Regions from separate parts of the Mus musculus genome. Here all the other regions are linked to region 1. A link is a contact called in ENCODE POLR2A ChIA-PET data. All regions are on one chromosome and are shown on one strand. The core of a region is the stretch at or near the end of the contact, and the rest is flanking DNA. Distances in the headings are between cores, read along the strand shown. Region 1 overlaps Ssc4d (scavenger receptor cysteine rich family, 4 domains). Region 2 holds the start of Orai2 (ORAI calcium release-activated calcium modulator 2). Region 3 holds the start of Styxl1 (serine/threonine/tyrosine interacting-like 1). Region 4 holds the start of Polr2j (polymerase (RNA) II (DNA directed) polypeptide J).

Evidence for each region. ChIA-PET counts read pairs that join two places held with the same protein, here RNA polymerase II (POLR2A).
Region 2: POLR2A ChIA-PET joins it to region 1 with 18 read pairs in Patski. The contact joins the promoter of Orai2 here to the enhancer-like site in region 1. POLR2A ChIA-PET finds 5 or more read pairs at or near these places in 2 of 5 experiments (Patski and embryonic stem cell).
Region 3: POLR2A ChIA-PET joins it to region 1 with 24 read pairs in embryonic stem cell. The contact joins the promoter of Styxl1 here to the enhancer-like site in region 1. POLR2A ChIA-PET finds 5 or more read pairs at or near these places in 4 of 5 experiments (Patski and embryonic stem cell).
Region 4: POLR2A ChIA-PET joins it to region 1 with 10 read pairs in Patski. The contact joins the promoter of Polr2j here to the enhancer-like site in region 1. POLR2A ChIA-PET finds 5 or more read pairs at or near these places in 3 of 5 experiments (Patski and embryonic stem cell).

What each region holds. Positions count from the first base shown.
Region 1 is chr5:135,957,516-135,963,021 of GRCm38, reverse strand. It overlaps Ssc4d (scavenger receptor cysteine rich family, 4 domains), which reads left to right. Exons shown (of 11, transcript NM_001160366.1): 9 at 1-99; 10 at 1,056-1,133; 11 at 1,814-2,799. The coding sequence ends at 2,130. Among named protein-coding and RNA genes, the nearest start is that of Ssc4d, 14 kb to the left of the region's middle. Within about 2 kb of position 2,166, at least 1 of the 3 ENCODE cell types and tissues checked has a DNase peak (open chromatin) inside an H3K27ac peak, as active enhancers do.
Region 2 is chr5:136,168,178-136,173,683 of GRCm38, reverse strand. It overlaps Orai2 (ORAI calcium release-activated calcium modulator 2), which reads left to right and starts at 3,028. Exons shown (of 3, transcript NM_178751.3): 1 at 3,028-3,146.
Region 3 is chr5:135,775,364-135,780,869 of GRCm38, reverse strand. It overlaps Styxl1 (serine/threonine/tyrosine interacting-like 1), which reads left to right and starts at 2,485. Exons shown (of 9, transcript NM_029659.4): 1 at 2,485-2,619. It overlaps Mdh2 (malate dehydrogenase 2, NAD (mitochondrial)), which reads right to left and starts at 2,221. Exons shown (of 9, transcript NM_008617.2): 1 at 2,069-2,221. The coding sequence starts at 2,134. It overlaps Gm30205 (a long non-coding RNA gene), which reads right to left. Exons shown (of 5, transcript XR_003955810.1): 5 at 2,886-2,948.
Region 4 is chr5:136,113,303-136,118,808 of GRCm38, reverse strand. Polr2j (polymerase (RNA) II (DNA directed) polypeptide J) reads right to left here and starts at 2,118. Exons shown (of 4, transcript NM_011293.2): 1 at 2,004-2,118. The coding sequence starts at 2,056.

The DNA of each region.
Region 1 (5,506 bases), core at 917-3,416:
GCTGCACCGGTACTGAGGCCCGCCTCAGCGACTGCTTCCATCTGGGCTGGGGACAGCACAACTGCGGCCACCACGAAGACGCCGGAGCGCTTTGTGCAGGTGAAGCTGTGGCAAGAGAGGAGGTGGAGCCGGAGTGGTGGGCGGGGCCCGACCCATAGGAGGTGCGGGCAGGGTTTATATGGAGGAAAGGTGGAGCCGTGCAAGCTGGGCGAGGACCCATGAACGCATGCGCTCACGTCTATGGGCGGGCCTGAATCAGGAGAGGGGTGGGTATCCTGTAGGGGCGGGACAAGATGTGGTTGAGCTGGGCGATGCGTGGGCCATGACGGTCCTGTGGGCGGAGCCTCTTTTAGCTCACAGTCGGGAGTGGGGCCGAGTCTGAGGAGGCCTGGGTGGGGTCGTGCGCAGGAGCTCCCTGCTGTGGGAGCGAGCGGAAGCTGCGTAGCTTTCTGGCTGGCCTAGGACTGGGAAGGCGAAAGTGAAGCAGGGCACAGGGTTTGTGGGCGGGGCCTGATAGCAGGAGCTGCGGTGGAGGAATGGGCGTGGCGCTCTCTGCTGCACTGCAGCGGAAGTATTGCACATAGCAGGGGGTGGGGGTGGGGTGGGGGGGGTGGATGCTCCTGCACTCTCGCTGTTGAGCCTTAGGGGTGTAACCGGAAGGGCGATTTGTCTGCAGGGGGTGACTAGGGCGCGGTCAAGGGAGCACTCGTGCTGTGCTATCCAATTTATAGTCTCTGCTGCTAGTGATTGGTAGGAAGCAGGAGTGGCTGACGGCTTTCCCAAAACTAGCCTTTGACTTTTCAGAGATACCAATGAAAACAGGTGTGTACAAAGTCTGGCAGGACACTGTCAATCCCTTGTTCCCGTATCTCCACCTTTACTTGATGCCTAGACCTAGGGGGTCCTCCAGTCTCCTACCTTAGGTTGGCAGGTCTTTGAGGTTCTTTCTGTCTTTCTGTACAACTTGGGAAGGTTGGGAGAATTGATCTGGTTCTAGGGAGCATATGTTCCCCACCATGACAACCATCTCTTTTTTTATGCCCCTGCTGAGCCAGGCCCAGAGGAACTGGGACTCCAAGTCCAGCAGGCTGGTTCTGAGACCACCCGAATGCCCAGTCCTCGGCCCAGAGATGGTAGGTGTTTACTGCCACTGAAAATGAGGTTGGAACTTTAGGGATAAGATGGACCTGGAGTGATAAAACACTACAGCAACCTAGAGATTTCTCCACTTGGGATCAAACAAACTGAAGAAATGAGAGAATGCAGAATTAGGCATGGTGGCCTATGGCTTTCATTCCAGCATTCTGGAGACTTGGGTCAGAAGGACAGTAACTTCAAGGCCTGCCTGAACAACATACAAGGGCTCATGGAAAAACAAACAACAAATTAGCCCAGGGAATGTAGGTGTGGAAGTGGGGACAGTAAACTTTGAGGGTCAGGATAAGACATGGTCATAGTTTGCAAACAGCCTGTGGCTAAGGGGCTGAGACTGTCTGTTGAGGGTCTCACTACATAGCTCTGGCTGACCATTGCTGTGTCGAACAGGCTAGGCTTGAACTCACAGAGATCTGCTTGCCTCTGCCTTCTTAGTGTTGGGATCAGAGGTGTGTGCCAACTTGTCCAGCATTATTTATTGGTGTCTGTGTACCCGTGTATATGCATGATATGTTCACACATGTGAAGGCAAAACAGTATGAAGGAATGTGAAGGTCAGAGGACAACCTGTGGTGGCAAGTGCCCTCAACTGTAGAGCCATCTCTTGGGTCCCATGATCCCATGGGCTCTTCTGACCCAGGCCTTATCTCCAACACAGGGCACCTCCGTCTGGCTAGTGGAACACACCGATGTGAGGGGCGCGTAGAACTCTTCCTAGGACAACGGTGGGGCACTGTTTGTGATGATGCCTGGGACCTACGGGCAGCCATTGTCCTGTGCCGTCAGCTGGGATGTGGCCAGGCTCTCGCAGCCCCGGGAGAGGCCCACTTTGGCCCAGGCCGAGGCCCAATCCTCTTGGACAATGTCAAATGCCGAGGAGATGAGAGCACCTTGCTACTGTGCTCTCATATCCGCTGGGATGTCCACAACTGTGACCACAGCGAGGATGCCAGTGTCTTGTGCCAGCCATTGTGACCCAGATGGCTCTGTACTCCATACCATATCAAAGGAGCCTATGAGGAACTGCCTGTCCTTTCCCAGGATGCCTTCCTATGATAGCTCGGGTTCCTGGTACCCCTTTCTCCCCGTGCATGGGAGAGATGCAGTACCTGCCCGAGTCCTCTTACTGTGTGTCCCGAGACTGTTATCACCTGCGGAAGGCCCAATACAGTGAACATAGCAATGTTTTGCTCAGCCAAATCAGAAAATGTGAGAGAATAACCCACTTCTCTTTGGGGGAACTCATATAGTACCCCCAATCCTTCCCTTCTGCACCCACATCCATGAGGCTTGGGCTGTCTGTAAATGCCTTCAAACCCTTACCGTGACCTCTCTTGGTCTCCTGCTAAAAGTGGGGAGACAAAGGGGTTGGGGTGCTCTTTTCTATAGACTGGCAGGGGACTGCAGAAGAACCAGGCCATCACCTTCCCTGCTGGGTGAGGACCTGGACTCAGATGGTGCTCCGCTGAACAAGGGGGCTGCAGGGGCCAAAACAGGGACCAGAGGAGCCCTTCCTGCAGCTTCTCTGATTTCCACTGCCCCCCCCCCCCCAGCACAGAGCCTCCATTTTGCAGTAACAAAGAACCCTGGAGGCCCATAGCCACTGTCCTTAGGTGCCAAGTCAATAAAGCATTATCTCCCCCAGTCTTTTAACTGAGGTCATTGTTTGAGAACCTGTACCATGGCTACTGGAAAAACTCCAGGAAGGACTTTCTGGAGAAAACTGGCATGGCGATGAAAGGCTGTGGTCCAAGAGCAGCATCATCCAGTTCTCCAGAGCCCATCACGGCCGGGAAATGCTGACTCACCATGGCAAGCCTCAGGCTCCTCAGTGGAGTGTCTGGTCATCCTCCATTGGGCTACACACACACACAAATCTAGATCCAGGAAAGGAGAGGCAGTAGGGCACGATGGTGCATGTTTGTAATGCCGGTGCTCGGGGTGCCGAAGAAGGGCGTTCTGCGGGTGGGGTGGGGTTCCAGGCCAGCCAGAGCTGCAGAGTGAGAGAAGCTGACTGAATAGGCCCAGAAAATAAAATGGCAGAAAAACGGAAAAAAACAAAACAAAACAACCCTCCTCTGGTCAACCTGTGATATTCCCTCTTTAAAGGGATCACAGGAATGAAGATCAGGAGTTCAAAGCTATCCTCAACTACATAACCATTCAAGGCCAGCTTAGACTACTAGATACCTGGGGGTAGGGGTTGCTGGGAGACCCTGCCTGAATTAGTGGTGGCAAAGATCTGTAATTCAGCACGTACATGCTTAAGCAGGTGGATTAGGAGTTTAAAGCAGCCTGAACTTCTAGAAAGGCCACACTACCCTCTCCACTTTCTCTGCCTATGAATTTCTATATTAGTTTTGTTTGCTTTTTGTTTTAGTTTTTCAAGACAGGTTGGTTTTGTTTGTTTGTTTGCTGTATAGCCCCGGCTTTCCTGTAACCCAGTCTATAGACCATGCTAATCTTAAATTCAGAGGTCTGCCTGCCTCTGCCTCCTGAGAGCTGGCATCCATTTTCATGTGTGAGTTGTTATATTTTGTTCTCATTCATTGCTGCCCTCTTTATGCCTTTGCTGTTCTCTGATGCTTCCTTTAGACTCCATTCCTGCTTGCTTGGGTTGGTTTGATTGCTTTGTTTTGCTGTGGTAGGACTGGGGATTAAACCTAGGCTGGTGAGATGGCTCAGTGGTTAAGAGCACAGACTGCTCTTCCAAAGGTCCTAAGTTTAAATCCCAGCAACCACATGGTGGCTCACAACCATCCATAACAACAATCTGATGCCCTCTTCTGGAGTGTCTGAAGACAGCTACAGTGTGCTTACATATAATAAATAAATAAATATTTAAAAACAAAAAAACAAAACCCACCTAGGACCTAAATCATGGAAGGCAAGTACTCGACCACTGAGCCACAGCTACAAACTCCAATTCTGGTTCCCTACCCCCCACCCCCACCCCGCAAAGATTTATTACTGAGTGTGCCTGTGTGTAGTGATGGTGATGATGATGATACAGGGCGTCCAGTTCTATCACACGCAGATCCCCTGGGTGCAGGCTTTCTCCTCAAATGCTGAGTTAGGCTAAAGGATAGCAAGCTCCGGAAGTCATCCAGTCTCTGCCCTCCGTAGTACCAGAGTTATAGGCATTCCTGGCCACTCAGGTTTTACTCCTGGGTGCTGGAATCCCCACTTGGGTCCCCAACTTTGTACAATGATTGCTCTTACCCACTGAAACACCTCTGCATCTGTGTATAAATGTTTTCATACATGGCTGAATGTTGCCCACGTGTATACCCTGTGTTCACCACAGTCACAAAGCGTTGGAGCCCCTGGTAGTGGAGTTATGATGGTTGTAAACCACACCACGTGGGTGCTGGGAACTGAGCTCAGGGGCTCTGCAAGAGCAAGTGCCCTAACTGCTGGGCCAGCTCTCTAGGCCCCTCTTACTTTAAAAAAAAAAAAGGCTAATGCATGCATGTTTGAGTACATGTGTGGTACATGTCACAGGAATTCTTTCCTTCCATGCGGGTACCAGATTCTTGATACCTGCTGAGCCATCACGCCAGCTTGGCCCCTCATCATCTATACCATCGTCCGGACCCTATGTCCTGGTCTCTACGTTCCTGAGGATGACTTTAAGTTCTGGTGAGTTTTTCGAAGTGCAGCAGGCTAGCCTCCCTTGTGTATTTGTTGTCACACCTGCCTGACAACTCGAATGGGAGCCAAACCTTGAGGATTGATGGATTAGCAAAAAGAGAAGAGGGGAAAAAAAAAAAAAAAAAAAAAACGAGGCAACTGGGATTGACTTCCTGTAAGGTCAAACTCCAAACTTCCAGGGTCTTCCCACTCAGGCACTGCTCCGGGAAGTGTTCTTAACCACTGTGCAAACGGAGGAAACAAAAGATCAGTGAAAGGTCCAGGGTTTTTCTGGGTCATCAAAACAAAACAAAACCAACAGAGTCCAGGTGTTGGGATTCCCACTGGAGCCCCGTAAGCCTCGACGGCCGGGGCGGACAGGGTAGGACGTGACGTAGCCCTGCCCTTCCGGGCCCCAATAACTCACGCCTTCCTGCTGAGTCACCGCAGGAGCTCAGAGGAGAGCCCGCCCTGGGTCGGAACTGAAGCCACGCCTCTATCTTACTGAAGGATTTTGATTGGGTAGCTTTGAAACTGGTTCAGCCAGTCGCAGCAAACGGAAGGTTGCTGGTTAGGTGGGGCAGGGGCGGGGCCACGCTCTTCGAGACCTTTCCATGCCTCGGGGCGGGTCTTTTTTTTTTTTTTGTGCAGAGTTCTAGGTTTGGTCTGACAAAGGAATTGAGTCCCCGGTACAGCCCATACAAGGGAAGGAAGGTCA
Region 2 (5,506 bases), core at 1,779-4,278, 210 kb before region 1:
ACACAAACACACACACACACACACACACACACACAGATCTTTAAATGGGCTGGAGAGATGGTTCAGTGGTTAAGAGCACTTATTCTTGCAAAGGACGTGGGTTCAATTCTCAGCACCCACATAACGGCTCACAACCATCTGCAACCCCAACTGCAGAGAATCCAACAGGCACATGTACATGCATGCAAACAAAATATTCATACACAAAGTAAATAAATAACATTTTAAAAAAGTCTTTAAAAGCAAAACCCTGTACATAAAAAGGACAACCATAGATAGGAAGAACAAAGGGTCGGAGAGAGACTTACTTGGTAGATAGAATGCTTGCCTACATGAAGCCCTAGGCTCCATCCCCAACACCGAATAAACCAGCCACAGCAGGGCATGCCTGGCATTCGAGAAGAGGAGGGTCCAGAACTCGAAGTCATCCTTTAACTACACAGCGAGTTTGAGGCTAGCTTGGGTTACATGAGAGAACCTGTCTCAAAAAAAAAAAAAAAAAAAAAAAAAAAAAAAAAAAAAAGCTATATGACAGCACCGAGCCACCTTCCGGTTCTGAACACCTTACAGGTGGACTGCTGAGGGGCGGGGGCGGGGGAGTAAAAGTGAGGGCATCTCCGATAAGTGAGGTGGGGAAGGGAGAGGCCAAAGGTTGACAAGATGGCTGGAAGGTCTCCATCCTGGAGAAGGGTGGGTCTCAGCAAGGAAGAGAAAGGGGCTTGGTGGGCTGTAAAGTGAACCAGAAAGGTCAGAGTAAGACATAAGACTCTGTTCCCCCAGGACCTTCTGAGCACTTCTTAAATTAACAGCAGCATGACAAAGGTGAGGAGATAAATCCACCTGTGTGATCAGGGTAGGGACTTTGGAAAGTGATTAGGTCACTAGGGTGGGGCTGCCATCACTGAATCCTGTTGGCTTTATAAGGAAGAGAGAGACCACAGTGAAATGGGTACACCCCCACCCCCACCGCGTAAGGGAGTCAGGGGAGGGGGGCTCTCACCGTACTACTAAACCTTTGCTTCCATAAATGGAAGCCAAAATAAACTGTGTGTCTTTATAATGTAGCTTCAGGTGTTTTGTTACACTACAGAAGTCTGAGCAATGTGTCAGGGTATTTGGTATTCAGTTTTTACAGTGGACTGTGGTAGAGGAACGTACTAGGTAGGCCATGCATGAATAGCTAAGGGGACAGAGTGAGGAGCCAGTGGGCTGGACAAGCTGACCACACAAACTGTGAGAGCGTGCTAGATAGTAAGGTTTGGGTGTCATAGAAAAGCAAGGAACGAGGCTCCTGTGTGAGTAGGCTATGCACATTCATTATGTGTATTCAAGAACTGATGTTCAAGGACAGGCTCCTCGAGCTTCTAGGAAAATCAAAAAACCGACCAGCAAGATGGCTCAGTAGCTAAAAAGCGCTCACTGCCAAGCCTGACAGGCTGAGTTCCAGCCACTTGGTAGGAGAGAACCAACTGCCACAAGTTGTCCTCTGACCTCCACACATGTATTGTGGTGCACACCACCACCCCACTAAATAAATAAAATGTAGTTAATTTTTTTTTTTTTTAAGTAAAGGAAGTAACTTGCCAAGACCAACCAACTTCAGGCAGACAGCCCAGACAGCAATGCAGTGCCCTCAGGAGAGACTGCTCTGGACCTGAACCTTCTGGGTAACCCCTAGTCAGCTCCCTGGGATCCTAAGAGGGGGCAGGGGTTGTGGATCCTCCAACCTCCGACCCTCCTTCCAACAGGACAGATACCATGGCTTCCTCCCTTCTAAGGAGGAAGTGAGTCAAACAACAGTAAGGGCTGTTGCCTGTGTTTGGTTAGCAAAGCGGCTCCTAGGCAGACTGGTAATTACAGTTGGCATTTCATTTTTGCCCAGGCATGCCAGATAATTGTGCTGGCGGTGGAGGAACCTCAGTGCCTGGCGCTGGAAAGTCCTACTCCAAAGCTAAGCTTCCTAATAACCGCAAGAAGCAAAAACCCCTTGTTGAAAGAGTGTCATCCATGATGCAATGGCTGGAGTTTACCAAGTGTCTCCTTCCTGTTTTCGTTTACTCAAACTTCAGCTCTGCAGGCGCCAGGCAGTTGCCTTGAGAGTGCGTGGCTCCCGCAGGTTCAGACCCTCTTATGTAGGCACACGTGGAGCCTTATGATGGCCCACGCTGTCAGGAGGGGTCAGCGCCAGGAGGGAGGAGTTGCTTTCACCTATCCTAAGTGAATTGACTTGGCAACCCAAGCGGAAACTGCTAACAGTCACATCTATACACTCCCAGTTGTCAGGAAATTTGGATACGAGTGGAATTTTTCCTTCCTTTGGGTTAATGTGTCACAGTCTGATGCTTTTGCGACAGATGGAAAAATCCTATATAGAGCGTGCAAGCAGAAGCGTACCGGGCAAATAGGGAGCACTCTGAGGGGCCACGAGGCACCCACTGGGGCGCTGAGCGTATACTTAGTGTATACTTCCTGCAGAGCCGTTCCTGTTTGAGTTTCTCAGTTGTAAAACCTCAGTGTTCGCCAGGGCATGCCTCGCCGCAGCGTCCAAACGACCCTTCTCTGCCATCCATGAGGTGCCCAGAGCTCAGCAATGAGAACATGTCCCTTGCATTGTTTGGTTCTCACAGCCTTGCTGGAACCAAGAGCCACCTACCTGCGTGACCACAGTAGAATGGTGTCACTGCACAAGCTGAGAAAACCAGGATATAGCCAGGCTGAGCCTTTCTTGCACGCCTCTACCCACTCTGCAACACTCACACCCTGTCCCCACCTCTCTATGCTGCCCACGACAGATGCTGGGTATCCCCTAGTGTCACTCGCTAGGAGCAGCGCTCTCCCACGCCTGGACCCACCCACCTGGGTCCCACGAGGATGATAGCACTTTGTGAAGTGAAGACCCCTAGATCTTGTAGGAGGGGTCGGTCCCCAACCAGCTATTCAGGTCACGTGGTCCGCGGCAGGGCCCCACGGATGGGTCACGTGACGGCGGCGCAGTGTTGCCTAGGCAGCGGCTGCGGGCGGAAAGAGGGAGGGGGCCGGTCCTCCGCCCTGGCCCGGCCGCCGGGCCACCCGGCCGCGACACAGACGCTAGCCACGAGCCGGAGCCGTGAGCTGGAGCCAAGCGCGCTGAGGGCTGGACAGTCAGGGTGAGTGCTCGGCCGCGGGTGGGCCCGTCCATCCTTGTCTGGGGGGGGGGGGTGTCTGAAGGGGAACAGGAGAGGGTCCCCTCCTAGCTAAGGGGCGCGGGGAAATTGGATCAGGGACACTGGACAGGAGGAGATGGAGCTTCTCCCTGGGCAGGCATGGCGTGGAGAGGAAGGGACAGGCTGATGAGAGGCAGAGGGATGGCCTGGTGACCCCAATCCCTTGACTTCCTTGGTAGAGTGCAGTGTCAGAAGACTTGGATCGCGCGGGGCTGCCAGCTGATTCTCGGGTCCTGCAGTCGCAGGGACTTCCCTAGAGTATAGGACAGGGATGCAGGTGGCTGCTTTTGGCAGGCCACTGCCACCTCTCAGGCGCGTGGGTGACAAGACACAGTTCCCGTGCCCCAGATGTTTAGAGGAAGTTAAAACAGGCAGACTCCATAACCTGCTGCCTGAGACAGTTTCAAACAAACCTGGCAAGAGAAATGCTCGTCTAACAGCCTTGCCGTGGGTTGGCTTTTTTTTTTTTTTTTTAATTTTTTTTGTCAGACCTAATCTTTCTGCTGCTCCTCATTTTAATAATAATAATAATTTTTTTTTTAAAAAAAAGGTTCAGTCTGCCTAGCAATCTTAGAGTTGGTGGGTGCTATCTGACAGACTTATGGGCTCCATCTTGTCTCACCGCCCCCTCTGGCCTGAGCTTGGAATTTGTAGGCCAGACTCTGCTTCTCCCCATGGGGCAAGGGTTGGACCAAGATAGGCCCTCTGAGTATAAGGAATGGACTTGTGACAGAAGCTGGTGATGCCTGCCATCCTGGCACGCAGGAGATTAGGTGAGACAGTCCCAAGTTCCAAGCCACCCTGGGCTACACAGCAAGACCCTGTCTCAAAACAAACCCAAAAATAGAAAGGGGATCAGCGGGAGCTGTGGATGGAACCCCTAGAAAATCTGCCTAGCGTGCAGGAACCCTGGGTTCTAACCCCAGCACCATGCAAAGCAGGTGTGTGATCTCAGCCCTTGCAGCATCCAGAGTTCAAAGCTATGCTTGGTTATATTTTTGGTTGGAGGCTGACCTGGCCTACATAAGGCCCTATCTAAAATAGAAGGAAGGGCCGGGCGTGGTGGCGCACACCTTTAATCCCAGCACTTGGGAGGCAGAGGCAGGCAGATTTCTGAGTTCGAGGCCAGCCTGGTCTACAAAGTGAGTTCCAGAACAGCCAGGGCTACACAGAGAAACCCTGTCTCAAAAAAACAAAACCAAACAACTAAAATAGAAGGAAGGAAGGAAGGAAGGAAGGAAGGAAGGAAGGAAGGAGCTGGGTGGTAATGACAACTTGTAGGTAGTGTGGATGGATGGATGGATCTCTGAGTTTGGGATCACTCTGGTCACAGAACAAGTTCTAGGACAGGCAGAGCTCGGAAAAATGAAAAAAAAAAGAAAGAAAAGTAAAAAGAAAGAGATAAGAAATAAAGAAGAAAGGAAAGAAAGAAAGAAAAGGAAAGAGAATGAATTTGAGCCTCCTGGACTAATACAGGGGAAGGGTGTCTCATCTCCTTATAGGACCTGCAGGCCCAACACGATTGAGCGGGAGGCAGACAGCTCTCCACACCCACCCTAACCACTCGGAGCTATTTGCATATCCTCACTCAGCTGCACACTCGGACTGGAACGCAGGGGCTTGCCTCATTGCGGTCCCCCAGAAAATCCATCTTCTTCACATCATGAATCCTTTCCTTCCTTTGATCCCCTGGGTCTGGAGTCACAGACAGTCGTTTGCTACCATGTGGTTGCTGGGAATGGAACCTGGGTCCTCTGGAAGAGCAGCTAGTGGTCTAACCACTGAGCCCCCCGCCCCCCCCCCCACACAAGCCATCTCTCTAGATGAAAGGTAGTCTATCCCCAAGAGACTTGGCAATATCTGACTTCCAGTTGCAGTCTCCCATCATGCCCCTGTGCCCTGGCACTGCTGGAGAAAGTCCAAGAAAGTCCAGCATAGCCTTACTATTTAGCTCTGTGCTGCTGTCCCAGCCCCCCAGAGTCTTCTATCTCTTTGTCTTCAAGCAGTCAACCATCCTGCCCCATTCTCTGGAGGATGAGCGCCTTCCTGCACATGACTTCAGCTTCCTGCTTCTCAGAACCCTCTCTGTGGGCCACATCTTGTCTTGGATAAAGGGTCTGTTTTGGTTTTGTTTAAGATTTTATTTTTACTTGTGTGTGTGTGTTTGTGTTCATATGAGGGCGTGTGCACATGAGTGCAGGTACCATTGGAGGCCACAAGAGGGCAGCAGACCTTCTGGAGCTAGACTTACAAGAAGTTGTAAACTGTCTAACTTGGGTGCTGGACACCTAACTCTGGTCCTT
Region 3 (5,506 bases), core at 1,236-3,735, 180 kb after region 1:
TTCTGGTTGTCACTGAAATGTCACATTCCTGATGCTGGTCCTGTGATTGTGGGATGGCTAGGCAAGTAAAATCACTTGCTTCAAAAGCTCAAGGACATGAGTTCAATCTCGAATCTTTCCCACACGATGAAAAAACAGACTCCAGCAAGTTGTCCTCTGCATGCTACTGTGCTGTGATGTGCACACGCACAGACCCACACGGCCCTTCCCCCAACTAAAAAGATCTCAACTTCCTTCCTCAGTGGCACAATATTCGCTTAGCATGAGTATGGCCCGAGTTCCATCCTCCACACACACCCCCCCCCACCCCCACACGGCACTTAACCACACTATTATTCACCATCTCTGCTGAGCTAACCCTACTCTACTGTTCAGGTTAACTCGTCTGTGACCCACCCCAGACTTCCCATTCATCTTTGTATCTGAGCACCCAGAGCTTTGTGCATGCCTCACATGTGTTTACCACTGAACTATGTATACCCTAGTGCTAGTTTCTTTTCAGAGTCCTCCTAAGTCACCGGGGCGGGTTTCAAACTTTTAATCTTCCTGTCTGGAACTCCTGAGTGGCTGGGGTTACAAGCATGCATCACCACACCCAGGGTGTAATATGTTAGCTGGATTATTTTTTGGTGTGTGTGTTTATGTGCAGGTACCCACGGAGGGCAGAAGAAGGCTTCAGACCCTCTGGTGGTTGGAGTCACCTGCCTTGGGTCCTGGGAACCAAACTCTAGTCTCTGCAAAATCAGCAAGCACTTTTAACTGTGAGCACCTCTCCAGCCCCTTGCATCTTTATTTTTCAATGAATGGACTGAATGGGAAACAGGAAGACCTGACCTAGATGGTAAGAAATGTAGACTTCCCTGGAATGATCAGTTCTCCTCCGGAGCATGGTAATTGTTTCTCAAGCCTTGGTTGTATCAATTTTGCTAGAGATTTGTAAAAAATACTGACCCTGCCCTCTTGACACGATCCTGGGTCTCCTTTACTGATTCCGACATGCACTAGTTAAAGAGGCCCTGGCCCAGGAGAAGATTGACTATAAATAGCTTAGCTGTAACTGTCCTAGGCCAAGTCTACCCAAAGCAAGGATGATCCTCCAAGAATAATTCAAAAGAGATCCAGTGGAGGAGATGGTTCAGTGGGTAAGTGCATAAGGACCTGAGTTCAAAGCCCGGTTCCCCTGCCTGGCAGGTTCATCAAAGGCCTTCTCACTCTCATAAATAAATAAATAAATAAATAAATAAAGTCTACAACAGGGGTTCTTAAGCTTCCTAATGCTGCAACCCTTTAATACAGTTCCTCATGTTGAGGTGAACCCTTCAACCATAAAATTACTTTTAAAAATAAAATTGCTACTTCGTAACTGAAATTCTGTTACGGTTATGAGTCGTAATGTAAACATTTGCTACGGGACCCCTGTGAAAGGGTCATTCGATCCCAAGGTTGAGAACCGCTCGCTGGTCTAGTGTGTGATGGCCAAGACACCGATGTCCTTCTCTGGCCTCTGTACAATCATGTGCACATGACACCACACACACTCTGAAAAACGATGCTTGATGCACATCTTTAATGCCGGTACTGAGGCAGAGACTGGACTCCGTGAGTTCGAGGCCAGCCTGGTCCACATAAACGGACATAAAGCAAGCAATCCCTGGGCGGGAAGGCCACTGACTGTGCTAATTTCAATCGAATCTCCCAAACTACTGTGACCCTGATCCGTTCTCCACCCTCGGAGCCCCCGGCACTACGAAGTTAACGTCCGCGTTATTTCTCTCCTGGTGCCTCACATCCATGGAGGCTTCAAGGAGAAAATCAGTTAAGTCGAAGCAATGCAAAGTTGCATATAATGCAACTCGCATCCGGACCGCGAGCCTCGGCTTCTGCACCTACGTGGAGCGCAGACTATGGAGGAAACCTGGACTGACTCTGTCCCCCTTCCATGTTGGTCGGGATGTGAGCCGGGCGGCCCAGACGTCCAGAGTGAGCCTTGGATGGTTAAGAAACGCCGAGCTCCGGGGACGCGTGTGCCGCCCCCGGAGTTCCTTCCTAGGCAGGCAGCCCCTTGTACCTGGGCCGAAGTGCTGAAGCTGCGGCGGAGAGCGGCGCCGGCAGGACGGGCGAGAGCGGACAGCATGGCTAGGGCGGGCGGGACACGGAGCTACTGGCAGGAGCTACAAGAAGACGAGTGACTCCAACGACCTCCACTCTGCGCAGTGGCCGCCCGGTCCAGAGCCACCTGATCTCGCGAGAGAAGCGCAAGAAGCTTGAGCCAAATCTCGCGAGACAGGCTCGGCCGTGTGGTTCCTTGTCTAGCACGCCCTAGACCCGGCGAGCGAGGCCTGACGTCACGATTCTCTCCGGCTCCAAAGAAGTCATCTCTGGGCTCCGGCCACTTCCGAGATCTCGCGAGAGAGGCCCGGCTTCACTTTATCAGGCCGTTCCTTCCCCCGCCTCCTACCCCGCCCCTTGCCCCGCCCCTCCCCACCGTTAGCTTTGCCCACTTCCGGGACCTAGCGCTAGGACAGACGGTCACCAGGATTAGGCGGAATCTTGGGACCGCCCCTAGCAACCCGGTACTAGAAGGACTCTTGGAGCGCTCGCCCGGAGGACAGGCTCTAGGTTAGAAGTACCCGTTATCCCAGGTGGGGCTCCGGTCGGACGTCCTGCCGGGGAGCCTGACAGAAGTCGCGCAGCAGGTCAGGCGGCCCCGGAGCTCCTGACCTCAGCCAGGCCCAACTTTCCTGCCCCCTGGAAGAGGCCGGCTGGGGTCCCGGGGCGTCCCGGGGCGGGGTGGGCAGCATCTCCCCACCTGTTTCCTCCAGAGCCGCCCTTCCGACAAGTTACACAGAGCCTTGTTGAGGTTCCAGGCTTCTCACACAACCCGCTCGGAGGAGCGAGTACTCGCGTTGTCATGGCACCAGGCGATGTGCAGGACCGCGATCCTAGGTCTGGGACGGAGGAAGAAACGTTTGGTGACCGTGCCTCAGGCTTTGGGCTTGTCTCTACCCCTCAAACTCTCCAGCAGTGCAGGGAGCACGGTTCTGCAACTCTTCTTCTTGCTTTTCCTGCTCCCCCCTTCTTTTCCTTCCTTTCTTACTAAAATCCGCACAACACACGATTAAAAAAATAATAACTATTCTAAAGTTCAGGATCAGAGCTGGAGGGATGACTCTGGTTAAGAGCACTTGCTGCTCTTGCAGAGCTTCGATCCTGAGACGCTAGCAGGTGGCCCACAACCCCCTGAAACTCTAGCTTCAGGCATAGCCATTGCCGCAGGCATTCGTGTGCAGGTACCCACGGAGACACAGAAATAAACATTTAAAATGATAAAAATGTAAAAGTAAGGACCCATACACATACAGACGTGCACATATATGCACCTACATACATTCGAACGCATGCTACACACATAAAAAATATTCCGGAGGCTGCAGCAGAAGGATTGATGTGAGTTTGAGGCCAACATGAAACTCTGTTAAAAAAAAAACCAAAAAACAAAATAACAACCATGCAAACAAAAAGTTGGGGAGGGGGTTAGAGAAGGAACTGGAAGGGAGGGAACTGGTTGGATTTGTTCAAAAACACTTGGCATGAATGTGAAGTTCTCCAGCAATAAAGTATAAGTTCAGTGTCCTAGCTGTCCTTGAGCAGGCCTGTATTCCCAGGGACCTGGAGGCTGAAGCAGGATGGTAGCAAGTTCAGTGACTCAGTCTGGTTGGGGACAGTGACAGAGAAAGCAAGGCTGCTGGTGGTAACAAACGAGAACCAAAGAGCATAGCCACACACGAGAGCTGGCGATGGCTGGCCGACTCTCTTCCCTGGCCTCTACCTCTTTGCTGGATGGATAAAGTGTACTACCAGCCCCGTCTGGAATCGGATATGCCTCCCCCGGTTCTTGCCTGGCCTTTGGGGAGCAGAATCTAGTGGGCATCTGAGCAACATTTGGAGAAGTGATATGCGAACCTGGGGAAATGGGCTTGGAACGGAGGTCATGTTAAAAGAACCTTCCAGAGGATGAGCCACTTAAACAGACCTGCCAGAAGACTGGGTGGGTCTTAGTGGGAGCCCTGGAGGAGGGAAGTGCCTCTTGTCTGAGCTGGTAATGGTTCAGTGGGCAGAGAAGCGGGCTGCCAAGCCTGAGTGCAATCTCCAGGGCCCATGCTGCTGATTCTTCAATAGTGCCAAGTATGGAGAGGCAAGGGAAAGGAGGAGACAGGAAGACGTAGCCTTGTGTTCCAGGAGATGCTTTCTATTGGGGTGGGGATATATGGATAAGCACTGCCCTTGATCTTATCTCTGAAGAATATGCTCTGGTAATTGTTTAACTTTCTGACGTCATCTAGGGGTCAGGGAGTATGTATTTATTAATCATTAATTAATTAATTTTGGTTTTCTGAGACGAGGTTTCTCTGTGTAGCCCTGGCTCTCCTGGAACTCTGTAGATTGGACTGATGAACTCAGAGATCCCCCTGCCTCTATCTCCCAAGTGCTGGGATTAAAGGATGCACCACATTTTATGTATGCTATTATTACTTTTAAGGCAGGGTATAATGTACCCCAGGCTGCCCTCATACTTTCTGGGTAGCCAAGGATGGCCTTGAACTCCTGATCTTCCTGCCTCTTAATTCCAGAGTGTTGCTTGCATCAATGTACCCAGTTTATGCAGTGTTGACGATGCAATCCAGGCCCTTGCAAACGGTAGGCAAGCACTGTACCCACTGAGCTTGTCTCATTCTGTTCGTCCAACTTGAGACCATTCTGAGAGTGGGCCCTGGTGAATTCTGGTAGAGTTGACTGAGATTAGAGGAGGTTGGAACCATCAGGTGCTCAGGGCCCCTGAAAACTAGCCAGGAACCTTGGAGCTGCTTCTTTGGGGTGTGTCTAACAAAGCTTTTGAGATCATCACAAGCATGTTAGGAGGAAACAGGACTTGATTTAAACACAAAGGATCCCAGGGCCTGAGGACACAGGGAATGATGGAGTGGCTGGGAGATGTGGGGAAACTACACAATGAGATGGTTGGAATGTGAAGGAAGGGGTAGCTAGAAGGCAGAGTGGGACCAGTATGGCTGGTCTCAAGGGCAGAGAGGGTAAGAGAGAGTTGGTGGTTAACCAGGTCTGAGGTACAAATGACAGGGATGTGGAGGGGCTGGGGATGGACAGTGATTGGTAGCGCACTTGCCTAGTATGCGTGAAGTCCAGGGTTGGCTCCTTAGCACCTCATGTGGTGCCAACCTTCATTCCCAGCACTTAGAAGGTACATGCAGGACAGGAGGACCAGGAATTTAAGGTCGTCCTTGACTCTAGAGAGAGTTTGAGGTTAGCCTGGGCTACATGAGACCCTGTCTCAAAACTAATGAAAATAAAAAAGGATGTGGGTGGCACAGTGGTTAAGAGTTTGTACTGCTCTTGCAGAGGACCTAAGCAGTTCTCAGCACCCTCTTGAGCCAATCACCTGCCTAATAGCTCTAGTTCTGGGGGTCCAATACCCTTTCCTGACCTCTAT
Region 4 (5,506 bases), core at 869-3,368, 160 kb before region 1:
CTCTCCTGGTACCATAGTGGTCCCAGGGACTGAACTCAAGTCATCAGGCTTGCCTGCGGGTGCCTGCGCTCAAGCCATGTTGCCAGCCCAGAACATGGATGTTTTGGACCTGATTGTCCTTTTCTGGGAGCCTGTCTACTGCACCAAGGGTTGTTATCAGCATCCCTTGCTGCTATCCACCCGCTGCCAATACCAACGTGCCTGGGACAACCAGAACCTTTTCCAGATGGCCAAATGCTCTTGCTCATGGGACAACAACCGGGCTCTCAGTTGAGAATATGCCCCCAAGGAAGGCTGAAGTAGCTATCAAATGTCAATCACAAAACCCTGCCTCTTAGGAATGAGCAGTGTCGGCTACAGGTCTGCAGTGTACACTGTACTGGCAAACTCGGAGGATCTTGAAGAACTTCATTATTTATTGACTGATTGATACAGGGATGAAATGAGCCCCGTGCATGCTAGGTAAGCAATCTACCACTGGGGTATACCTCTGAGAGGCCAAATCTACTCCATCTTGGGACCTGCTACCTCCATCTTAAAGAAAAAAAAAAAAGCCGGGCGTGGTGGTGCATGCCTTTAATCCCAGCACTCTGGAGGCATTGGCAGGCGGATTTCTGGGTTTGAGGCCAGCCTGGTCTACAAAGTGAGTTCCAGGACAGCCAGGGCTATACAGAGAAACCCTGTCTTGAACCCCCCCCCCCCCCCGCAAAAAAAGCCTGAGAACTTGACCTACAGCAGAACCCAAGATGCAACCAAGTACCAGGAAGGACCTCACGGCTTGTCCCTTGGCCCATACCCCAGAGTTACTCCCTAGCAACAGTTAATCAAAGATTAGTCTGGTTGCTTCAGATCTACTTTCAGATAGTTTGTGATTGTTCATCTCCCTTCACAGCACCACCTGTCAGCTTACAACAGACATTCAGTTAGATACCTGCCAAGCTCCATACCCCGTCACTCCCACTCCCTAGAAAACCTTGTCCTGGGTTCAAGGCTGCTCTGCCTTCTCTTCCTGTCCTGTTGTGTCAGGGTTGGGTTGGAGGAGAGCCCAAGCCCGAGCTTGTGATAAAGAGACCCTAATGGAAACGGCTCCTTAATGATCTTTTGGGGTTCACAAACGATTCCTAGCACACCTCCATACCTTTTTCCCACTGAGATAGAGACTAAGCTGACTTCCAAGAAGGGGCACACACACGAGAGAAGGGTTACACAAGAGAGAAGGGTTCGTAGCAAACTTTGAGTCATCAAAAGAGTGTATTTGGCTACCATTAAGACAATTACATAAAGCCAGAGCCGGTGGCTCAGGCCGTTAATCCCAGGTAGAAGCAGGTGGATCGCTGAGTTTGAGGCTAGTCTGGTCTGCAAAGCTCGTTCCAAGACAGTCAAGGAGGATACACAGAGAAACCCTACCTCCAAAAGACAATTAGATGCTTAATCTCTAAACCTGTAGCCACTCGAGTGCAAAGTACTTCCCCCTGCTCTCTGAATGCACACAGACCCAACTTGCGTCTGTCTTACTTTCTTAGCGCTCTCTTCCTCTGAACCCTCCTGCTTAAGCCCATATTAAAGTATCTTTAATTAAAAACCCACCAATCCTGCTTCACTAAACCGAAGAGTCCTGAAATTCTTTTTAGCGTGGAGCCACGAACCCGGGTTTGGCCTAAGTCGGGATCCCTGAAAATCTAGGAGAAACCCTCAGGTTGCTGAGGAGTGTAAGAGAGCTGTGTCTCTGTCCCTTCACAGCTGTCATCATGAACCAAGTGTCTGGAGCAAGACACTCCATGTCCCAGAGCCTCCGATTTCCCACTGCAAAATGCATGCACGCGCCAGTGCTTCGCGCCGCTGCCTGAAGCTGGGCAGACTCGCATTGAGCAGCACGGAAGACTCAAAGCAAAGCCCGCCTCCCGCCTCGGTTTCCCCAGACAGGAGCAGTGCGGCGCTCCAGCGGAGCTGACGGCCGGCAGGCTCCTATGCAACCGTCCCCGCCTCCGCCGGCCTCCACTTACTTCTTCTCGCCCTCGAAGAGCAAGAACGACTCGAAGGCCGGAGGAGCGTTCATCCTAGCGCCGCGCTCTCGCTCCCCGACACCAACCCACAGTCTCCTTCCGCCAACAGAGCCCCGAAGCGCGACCACTTCCGGATTTCTCAGCCGCAGCCAATCAGTGTAAGCACCTGGCCCCCGCCCCCTAGCGGCTCGGATGACCTAATGCAGGCGCAGGCAAGGCTGAGGGCGAGCCGTGCGCATGCGTCAGTTTAGAACCCTTGTTCGAGGCGTCCATGCTGAGTGTTTTGGCGCGTGCTCCCGCGCCCGGAGTTGAGCCACCTGTAGCTGGCTCCCCGGTACCGACTGAATGGGACTAAGAGTCTAAGTGGGCTGCTGCTGCAGGACCCCCGGGTGGGCCGACACTGGCGGACTTATGAGGCCTTCTAGATGAGGACCAGTGGAGCAAGAAGGGATGTAAAGGTTGGGGAGGAGCTTGGGGTACCAGCGCATCTTCTCTTGAGCACACAGGTAACTAAAAACACGATGAAAGCTTTGCACCTCGCCATTTTTCAGCGGTCTCTGTAGCAATCTTTTATTTTTCCTATTTTTAAAGATTTTTATTTGCATATCTTGTATGGGCACGTATATGCAGGTGCCTTTGGAGACCAGAAGAGGGTTGGGTCACCTGGAGCTGGAGTTACAGGTGGTTGTGAGCCCCCCCTGCCCCAGTGGGTGCTGGGAACCGAACTCCAGTCCCCTGCAGGAGCAGTAAGACCCTTAACTGCTGAGCCATTTCTCCAGCCTCCCTGATGGCTCATCTTGTCAACCGGATGAAATTTAGAATCATCCTAGAAACAAACCCCTAGGAGGGGCCAGCAAGACAGCCCAGTGGGCAAGGGGGAGTGTGACCAAATCTGATTACCTAAATTCAGTCCCCAGAACCCACGTGGTGGTAGAGAACAGACTTCTCCGACCTCCCTTCACGGTATGCATTTACACATGTGTGCACTCACAATAGAGAATAATAATCATAACCATAATAAAGAACGTTTGGTTGTCTTTGGGATTCTAGACAGATTTGACTGAGGAAGACAGACGTGTATGGCATCATCCTAGAGGCTCAGGAGTCAGACTACAGCTTCCTGGCGCAGATGCAGTGTGCTTGGCTGCCTGGGAATCCTGTTGCTATGACATCTGCATTGTATACCCTTCCTTAAGATGCTTCTGGTTGGTTGTTTTTTTGTTTTTTTTTTTTGGGGGGGGGGTTCGAGACAGGGTTTCTCTGTGTAGCCCTGGCTGTCCTGGAGCTCACTTTGTAGACCAGGCTGGCCTCAAACTCAGAAATCCGACTGCCTCTGCCTCCCGAGTGCTGGGATTAAAGGCATGGACCACCACGCCTGGCTGCTTCTGGTTGTTGTTGTCTTGGTTTTGTTTGTTTTTCAAGACAAGTGTTTCTCTGTGCAACCCTGGCAGTCCTGAAACTTGCTCTGTAGATCAAGCTGGCATCGAACTCAGAAAGCTGCCTGCCTCCATCTCCAAGAGTGCTGGCATTAAAGGCGTAAGCCAGCAGCACCAGGACTTCTGTTCAGTTTTCAGACACAACAACAAGAACAGTAACTAATACAGACTCAGTCTCCCAAGCGTTGGAGCCACAGGCATGAGCCATCCTGTCCATTGGTATCTGAGTGCTGAAGCACCACTGGGTGATGGAAGTGTCACAGGAATCAAGCGAAGACGATGATGTCAGGTCCTGGAAGGCTCTGGGGCCCTTCGCATGCTGGGTCACACTCCACTTTGCCTCTGCACATGGGCATATTACTTCTGGAGTGTCAAAGTAGTGATGCCTAAGCCAGCTCAGCCACCTTCAAGGCTGAAGGTACAAAGATAATGCAGGCACCTTGCTCAGCTCTTACGTCTCCAACTGGGAGGAAGACGAGGAGGAGGAAGAGGAGGAAGCAGAAGCTGTTGCTGCCACAGCCCAAGGTTCCCCTGTCACAGCCCAAAACTTGCATCCACTTAATAATCTAGGAACAGAGATCCTGGAGAGCGGAGCTCCCCATGAGGTCATCAGGAATGCTAGTTATCGCATGGGACCGAGCTTAACTCCTCGAGCAATAGGGTTTTCTCCAGGCCACTCTGTGAGCCAAGGCTGAGATTAGGAGAAGGCAGACCAATCCCATGTGATTATGATACCCTTAGTCCCTCCTCTCCCCTCAACCAAAAGCTTCCGAGTGCCCGCAAGACAGACCTGGTAGTGTTACCAGAATTCCTCCCCTGCGTGGGCTTCATGTCTCCCCTTTTCCTAAGTCCCAGTGATAAACCACCAAAGTTCCCCCTGGGGAGTCACTGAGGTTCCCAATCTTACAAGGGAGGGATAATGGACAGAAGTATGGAGGACCCCAAAGAAGTCTAGCATGGGTGATGGCTTCCCCATAGTCACATAGATGGGGTCCCCAACTGTTAGCCTTCTACGTCCTATATACTCAGTCACTTCCCTGAGGCCCCTCAAAAGGCAAGTGCAATTAGAGCAGAATTGCATACAAATGACCTTTATCCATTCCAATGAGGGAAGACCCACAGTTACCAAACTAGAGGTGGGCTCTTGCAAGCAGGCACAACTGATGATGATGGTGGCTGCTTCAGAAGTCACTGGACCCCTTTATCTGTCCCTTCTCCTGATGTACCACCACACTGAACAAACATCCTCTCTACTTTTCCCCAGCACTCATCGTAACTGGCAGCAAAGGACCCGGGCCTGGCCTAGCTGCACGGCTCTCAAGTCAGGGCTTTTGTACTAAAACCCTGGAGACCTGTGTGCCATCCCTCTGTGGGACGGATTACCACTGTACCACCCTAGTTTAGTATTAAGGTTCCACCTGGAGTTTGGCCACCACCACTGTGTCCCACTTGATCTATAAGGATAAAAAAATGTCATTTAGAGGGATCAGATCAAGAGGCTAAGATCTCAGTAGGGGGAGGAATGCCAGGTGAAGATGACTTCCTTGTCTGCAGGGAACTTTGTGGAGCAGACCTAATCAAGAGTTAATTACTCTGGCAATGCTGGGGGCGTGGCTCAGTACTAGACCCCCTGCCAGGAATCCTCCATTGTGGGGCTGGGGGTGTGGCTCAGTGGTAGAGCTCCTGCCTAGAATCCCCCAATGAGGGGCTGGGGGCGTGGCTCAGTGGTAGAGCCCCTGCCTAGAATCCCCCAGGGAGGGGCTGGGGGCGTGGCTCAGCGGTAGAGCCCCTGCCTAGAATCCTTTACTGAGGGACTGGGGTGGTGGCTCTTGTAGAGCAGCCTCCTGCCCAATTTATACAGTGCTGGGGCTCAGACCCAGGGACCCAGGCCCTCATGCATGCTAGATAATCACCTTAACTGGACTGGGGTTTGCTGTTTGGTTTTTGTTTTTTGTTGTTTTTCCAATGATTTTCATTTTGTTTGTTTGTTTTTACTGAAACAGGGTCACACAATATAGCCCATTGATGGCCTCAAACTTGAACTCCTCCTGCCTCAGCTTCCCGAAT